Regions from separate parts of the Homo sapiens genome. Here region 2 is linked to region 1. Evidence: read pairs that join two places in POLR2A ChIA-PET (ENCODE). Cell type or tissue: GM12878. All regions are shown on one strand.

The links. Peaks named below come from ENCODE experiments on the same cell type or tissue, not always from the same donor. Only the 100,000 strongest peaks of a DNase experiment are listed, where the experiment ranks them.
Region 2: POLR2A ChIA-PET joins it to region 1 with 5 read pairs; 3 of 35 experiments call an interaction of 5 or more read pairs at or near these places.

Annotation. Positions count from the first base shown.
Region 1 is chr4:139,259,086-139,263,085 of GRCh38, reverse strand. No RefSeq gene overlaps it. Among named protein-coding and RNA genes, the nearest start is that of MGARP, 19 kb to the left of the region's middle. In GM12878, no CTCF peak of the experiment used is centred here; no DNase peak of the experiment used is centred here.
Region 2 is chr4:139,905,528-139,909,527 of GRCh38, reverse strand. All of the region lies in intron 1 of MAML3 (mastermind like transcriptional coactivator 3), which reads left to right. Among named protein-coding and RNA genes, the nearest start is that of MAML3-AS1, 220 kb to the left of the region's middle. RefSeq lists a silencer at 119-413. In GM12878, no CTCF peak of the experiment used is centred here; a DNase peak (open chromatin) is centred at 2,496.

The DNA.
Region 1 (4,000 bases):
AAAATCCTATTTATTTATTTATTTTAGGGACAAGATCTTGTTCTGTTGCCCAGGCCAGAGTGCAGTGGCACTATCATAGCTCGCTGCAGCCTCCAACTCCTGGGCTCAAGCAATCCTCCAACCTCAGCCTCCCAAGTGGCTGGGACTACAAGCACATGCTAATTTTTAAAATTTTTTTATAGAGACAAGGTCTCTCTATGTTGCCCAGGCTGGTCTTGAATTCCTGGTCTCAAGTGATCCTCCCACCTCAGCCTCTCAAAGTGCTGGGATTACAGGGGTGAGCCACTGTGCCTGGCTTTGGCAGGAATTATTTGTAGTTCATGTTCATACATCCATCAGCAGGTGCATAATATTTGGTGCTTTTCTCTTCATTATGTTAGAAGCCATTGATTCATTATTTTATTAGGAGTTGTTAAATAGTGATACCCTTTCTCTATATTCTTTCCATCTGTTCCTTCCACTTTCCAATACAGAATCATTTTGGCTTATCGTTCTTTCCATTTTTTAATATAAACTAGATATATGTATTTATATATACCATATAGCATATATAGTATATATGTTATATATAGCATATATATAGCTTATACAAAGAAAAAATGGAAAGAACGATAGGCCAAAATCCTTCTTTCTTAGCTATATATATAGACAGAGAGCTTATATATATATATATAAGAATATATATATTTTAAGAATTTCTTATATATATAAGAATTTACTCACAAATTCTTCCCATCCTTTATATATATAATATATATAAACTATATATATTACATATATTATTATTTTTCTTAAATAAACAGTAATTTACTATACGCATACATTTTTCTACCTTGCTTTTTGCATTCAAGTATATGCCTGGAGATTACTCTAAATTATAGATAATAATATTTCTCATTGCTTTTCATGGTTGCATAGAACTACGTTGTGTGGGTACCATGGATTGTTTATTCAACCAGTCTCCTACTGATGAACATTTGACTTGTTTCTAGTATTTGCTATTACAAATAGTGCTGCAATGTATAGCTTCATGCATATATATTTTTGCCACTGTATCATTGGGATAGATTTCTGAAAGAGGGATTACTAGGTCAAATACATTTGTAATTTTGCTGCTATTACCAAAGTCCTTTCATAGGAGAACTACCGTTTTACATTCCCAAAACAACAATGTATGTGAATGCCTGTTTCCTGTTTTACACGCAGTAACAGCAATGTATGTGAGTGCCCTAACATTTGGGTTTTTGCTCATGTGACAAACGAAAAATACCTCAGTGCAGTTAAAATTTGCATTTCTCTTATTAAGAGGGAGGTCGGGGCCGGGCGCGGTGGCTCATGCCTGTAATCGCAGCACTTTGGGAGGCTGAGGCGGGCGGATCACGAGGTCAGGAGATCGACACCATCCTGGCTAACATGGTGAAATCCCATTTCTACTAAAAAATACAAAAAATTAGCTGGGCGTGGTGGCGGGCGCCTGTAATCCCAGTTACTGGGGAGGCTGAGGCAGGAGAATGGCGTGATCCCAGGGGGCAGAGCTTGCAGTAAGCCGAGATCGCGCCACTGCACTCCAGCCTAGGCTACAGAGCGAGACTCCGTCTCAAAAAAAAAAAAAAAAAAAAAAATAGTGAGGTAGGGCTGGACCCCGTGGCTCACTCCTGTAATCCCAGAACTCTGGGAGGCTGAGGTTGCAAATCGCTTGAGCCCAGGAGTTGGAGACCAGTCTGGGCAACATGGTGAAACCCTGTCTCTACAAAAAATACAAAACATTAGCAGGGTATGATGGTGTGCGCCTGTAGTCCCAGCTACTCAGGAGGCTGAGGTGGGAGGATTGCTTAAGCCTGGGAGGTCAAGGCTTCAGTGAGTCATGATTACACCACTGCACTCCAGCCTGAGTGACAGAGTAAGTCCTTGTCTCACACACACACACACACACACACACACACACACACAAGTGAGGTTGGATATTAAAAAAAATTGTCTTTTTTTTTTTTTTTTTAAGATGGAGTCTCGCTCTGTCACCCAGGCTGGAGTGCAGTGGCGTGATCTTGATTCACTGAAACCTCCTCCCCCCAGGTTCAAGGGATTCTCCTGCCTCAGCCTCCTGAGTAGCTGAGACTACAGGCGCCTGCCACCATACTCGGCTAATTTTTTTTTTTTTTTTTTTGAAACGGAGTCTTGCTCTCTCTCCCAGGCTGGAGTGCAGTGGCTCAATCTCGGCTCACTGCAAGCTCCGCTTCCTGGGTTCACGCCATTCCCCTGCCTCAGCCTCCCGAGTAGCTGGGACTACAGGCGCCCGCCACCACGCCCGGCTAATTTTTTTGTATTTTTAGTAGAGACGGGGTTTCACCATGTTAGCCAGGATGGTCTGGATCTCCTGACCTCGTGATCCGCCCGCCTCGGCCCCCAAAGTGCTGGGATTACAGGCGTGAGCCACCGCGCCCAGCCAGTCAGCTAATTTTTTGTATTTTTAGTAGAGACTGAGTTTCACTGTGTTACCCAGAATGGTCTCAATCTCCTGACCTTGTGATCCACCTGCCTCAGCCTCCCAAAGTGCTGGGATTACAGGTGTGAGCCACCGCGCCCGGCCAAAAAAAATTTTTTAACATACTTTTTTTTTTGTAGCTACAGGGTGTGACTATTTTCCCTAGGCTGGTCTCGAACTGCTGGCCTCAAGAGATCCTCCCGCCTCAGCCTCCCAAAGTGCTGGGATTACAGGCATGAGCTACCACACCTGGACTTTTTTTTTATGATTAGGGACCATAAAAACATTTTTTTTAATGGTAAGGACTCTATGCATTTCTTTTTCTGCAATCTGTCTGTTTACATCTCAGTGCATTTTCCTGTAGTGTGTCAGTCCTTCCTTCTTCTGTTTTTTAGAAGCTCTTTCTATGCTAGGGACATTAAACTTTAGTCTGTGATATAAATTACAAATATTCTTCCAAGTTTGTGATTTATCTTTTTATTTTACTTATGGTATGTTTGTAGTATAAGATATTTTTATTTCAGTGTAATCAAATTGATCAATCTTTTTATGTATTGTTTCTGAATTTTGAGCCATTGTTAACATAGTAGATTGAAAAAAAATAGTCACTAATTCTTCCCACCTTTTTGTATACACTCCTGTTAATTGTGACTTTAGGTCAGGCATAGTGGCTGACACCTGTAGTTACAGCACTTTGGGAGGCCAAGGCAGGAGGATCACTTGAGCCCAGGATCTTGAGACCAAGCTGAGCAATATAGCAAGACCCTGTCTCTACTTAGAATTTTTTTTTACTTAAAAAAATTTTTTTAAAATAAAAAAGAAATGTGGCTTTACATCTCTTCCCATCAAAAGATAGAGACTGTTTCTTCATTCCCTTGAATTTGGGCTGGCCTTGTACTTTGTTTTGACCAACAGAATGCTATGGAAGTGACTTTCTGAGCTCTCACCCTTTTGAAATCCTGATACTACCATGTGAAGAAGCCTGAGCTACCCTTCATGAGAAAGAGAGATCATATGGAGAGAGGTGCCCCATCTACAGCTAACACTAAACCCAGATGTGTAAGTGAGGCCATCCCAGACCATCGAGCTCCAGCCACGATGCCACATGACTGCAGTTATATGAATGACCCCAGGGGAGACCAGAAAAGAACTACCCAGCTGAACACAGACCAAATTGATGACCCGCTAAATTGTGAGCAAATAAGATGGTTGTGTTCTAAGCCATGAAGTTGGGGTAGTTTGTTAAGTAGCAATATGTAGTTAAAATACTTAGGAAATAGGGCAGGCTCAGTGGCTCATGCCTGTAATCCCAGCACTTTGGGAGGCCGAGGCAGGTGGATCACCTGAGGTCAAGAGTTTGAGACCAGCCTGGCCAACATGGTGAAACCCTGTCTTTACTAAAAATACAAAAATTAGCTGGGCGTGGTGGTGGGCACCTATAATCCCAGCTACTCAGGAGGCTGAGGCAGGAGAATCACTTGAACCTGAGAGGTGGAGGTTGCAGTGAGCCCAGATCAT
Region 2 (4,000 bases), 650 kb before region 1:
TTTGGCTATACCACTGGTCTTGAACAGTATGATGTTAAAAACTAAGCTGTTCTATGTCTGCCCTCTCTGAGTGGTGAGTTGATGCTTCCCAGGTCTTTGATAATTGTTGGTATGTATTTCTTTCAGCGATGTTGAGATACTTGCATCAAAAGCTCCATAGACGTGTCAAGTATTATGTATACCTGTTCGTTAAATATTCATGCAGTTAGAGAAGTCACCACTGCAGAGGGCTGAGTAATTTCCTTAATGCTTTTCCTCATGGTGGCCAACTGTTTTATAGACATAATCTGACTAATCCTTTCCATGAGGTATAGTAGGGGTCAGATGTGAATATGCCTATTTTCAAATTAGGAATTGAGGTACAGAAAAGTTTAACAGAGTGATCAGAGTCACGAAACTGGTTCTGCTTCTGCCAAGGAACTCCAGTTCGAGTGCAGGAGTCCTATGCTAAGCCCCAGACCTCCACGCAAACCTCTAACTACTAGACAACACTAAGCTTGCAGGTTTAAAACATAAAAAGAAATTGCTAAATGTGATTCAGGGCGTACTTCGCATAATGTATTTCTGTGACACTTCATAGTAATGAGATAATTACCATGGGTACTGTATTAGAGTATACATATTCTGTTAAGTTACAGCTGCAAGAAATCAGTAATGGCCATTAATCATTCCATGTTCATTCTCTGCGAATCTCAGATAGAAGTTAAGCTCAGAGTTCCAACAAACCTAAGACAAATTTTATAGTCATCATTTCTGCTGTTTACATGAAGTTTATGAATACAATAGACTTTCCCTAATTTAAACTAATTTGGGCAAACAGCTGCCTGAATTGAGAAGAATGTGAATTGAAGTATGGTAGTAAATATATACTGCTTGTGATATATTTAAAAGTAACAACAGTAATTCAAACTAGACTAGTGAGCTGTTAGTAAATAAACATCCTTGGGGAACTACTTAAATATCTGAGAAGAATTCATAATACATGTATCAATTGCTTATTTAAATTTGAGTTCTTGAGTTTTTGAGACTCATTTCTATATTAAGTAGGTTAAACATTCCCCTTATAACCTTTATTATACCTATTCTTTTACACAGTAAGCTTTTATTGTACATAAGGATAAATATTCAATTGGCCCTTAGCCAAGTTACAGCTAAATGCAAAATTAGCAGGAATTGGATTAATCAGGTTTTACTACACAGTATACAGAAATAGTGATAGACAAACTTACTATTTTCAAAATCAGGAATTAGTTACATATTTTAGAAGAGAATATGTAAACATATGGTTTACATAAAGTTGAAAGGAAATCTAAAATGTCAGTTTGTTCATCTTCCAACTATACACAAGTAAACCTAGACAGATTATACAATTCTGGGCTGTTAGATCTATAGGGGACTTCAGAGATTTTGTCCAGGGCAAAAATGGCAGCAGAGCATAGTTAACTGAGTTCCAGAGAGGATACAGCTTGGCCATGAGAGACGTGATTCTAGGTCCCAGAGCCCCTCACTCTAAGCTTACAATAGGTCCACCATCCATCTGCTTATTCTAGGTAATACATGCAATGTGGACACCCAGAAAAGGTAGACGGCTTCTATATGTAACCTGGTCCAGTATCTAGTTACCCAAACTGACACGTTCAGACCCTTGATGTCACTTAAGGCCGTTTACTCAAAATCATTCACGGTGAAGAAGAATAGTGCACAGTTGTATAAGTTAGCCAAGTTGTGGTTGCCAGAATGGGATACAACATTGTTGTCTGTGTCAGACAAGTGTTATGCATGAAGGGGAGCATTTTCCAATAGACAGGAGGAAAATTAAAACATGCAACAGCCTACAAATTCCTTTGAAATCAGGAGACTTGTGCATCTTTTGCATCCTCTGCACTCAGCTCAACACCTGACACCCAATGGGCCATCAAAAAGTCACAAATTCTTTTGAATGAGTCATGTAATTTAAACACTTGGTTTTCTGGCATTTTTATAAAAGATAATTGTGATTAGGATTCAAGTGTAATTTTTCTTTCATGTTTACCAAAGTCAAGAAACCTTGGCAGAAGAATGTAATGAATTCTTGTTCTCTGATGTAAAATAAGGATCTTATTTGGTAACTACCTGCCAAGTTCAGAGTTAAGAGTGCCTTCCAGGGTGACTTTGAAAGTAAGTTATTGATTTGTATCCAGAGTCCAAATAGGGACTCTTAGAGCTGGAACAAACCTTGGAGATCATGTAGTCCAACCCTCTCATTTTATAATTGAGGAAACAGAGGTCTGGAAAGGTTAAGTAACTGCTGCCTGATCACATAATTAAGTTTCTTTAGTTACTGTGCTTTGCTGAAATCTGGAAAACACCACATGCATATTTTTGCTTTTCAAGTTCCTGACATTTTCTGTTGTGTACACTCAGGGTATTTTTAAATACTGATAAGCATGTGAATGCAAACCTCATGTAGTCAAATCTGGCAGTGTGGTCAGTCTTCAGTGAAATCTATTACACTGCCTTGCTTGATACCTTTCTGTTCAGCTCTTTTTGATGTGTGGTGTTTAGACAAAAGGTAACAAAATATTCAATGCAGTAAAAATCTTCCTTTCTTTCACATTCACATGACTTCAAAAATATCTCTAAAGTCATCAATTGTTATTACAAAAAAAAAAATTGCTTCTGAACTGAGACCAAGGTGAAAAAACTCTGTCCCAGGGGAGTTTTAGAGAGCTATAACCATGCAAAAGTAGGTAGTTACAGAAAATATTATGCAAACTTAACTGTAGCATTATAATGGAAACTGCATAAATAATATGTGGATGGCTAGGTAAGAAAGATAAAACCATTGAAATACATACTTTTTACTCTACAGTTTTACAGTACGTTTACAATGCACCACAATTTGAACAGAAAGTTGACAAACTCTGAACCTGTTTTAGGCAAAGTGATTTATCGCATGAGGCACTGGGCTGGCGCAAGAATCCTAACCATCATTCCTTGTTCTTCCTCTGAGTTACATTATGGCCCTGGTCTCTATGCCTCGATTTTCCCACTGTACATCTCTCTGCAGTCAAGTGGATTATGGAAAATCATCGTAAAGTGACATTTACTAAGCTGCAGGGAACAAACACTTACTATTCAGAGCCTCCTAAAGTCATGGCAGGCTAACTTTTGCCTCCTCTGAGGTTTTGCTTAGAGTCATCTCTGACTATACTTCTTTGCTAATAGTTAAGGAGTGAATGTGAAGTTTCTTCTGAATTTGGGAGACAAACACTTTTGAAAATATATACATGCTGGGCAGGTGGTATGCACCCATAGTCTCAGCTACTTAGCTACTTAAGAAGCTGAGGCAGAAGGATCACTTGAGCCAGGAAGTTTGAGGCCAACCTGGGCAACATAGTGAGACCCGCCCCCCATCTCAAAATAAGTAAATACATTAATAAAAATAGGAGTATACATATTGTTAAACTCTGAACCAATAGCAGTTGTTGAGTTACTTGCCTCAAGACCAAGTCTGAGCTGTATTGATATGTACGTTAAGGATGGCATTGTCTGTTTGCTTAACCAGCCATGCAAGAATGATATTGGATCATGTAATGGGCTGAGTTGTGTCCTCTCAGATTCATTTGCTGAAGTCCTACTCCCCAGTTTCTCAAAATGTGACAGTATTTGGAGATAGGGTCATTTTAAGTTAAAATGAGGGCATTAGGGTAGGCCCTAACTGAAGATGACTATTATCTATATAAGAAGAGGAAATTTGGACCACAGGAAGATGCCAGGAATGAGTGCTGACAGAGGGAAGACTGTTCAAGGACACAGTGAGAAACTGGCTGCCTGTAAGCCAAGAAGAGAGGCACAGGAGAAACCAACCCTGCAGATACCTTGATCTTGGACTTCCAGCCTCCAGAACTGTAAGAAAATTAATGTATGTTGTTTGAGCCACCCAGTCTGTGGTATTTTGTTATGGCAGCCCTAGAAAACTAATACAGATCACTTCGAATATTTTACCTTTTGTAACCAG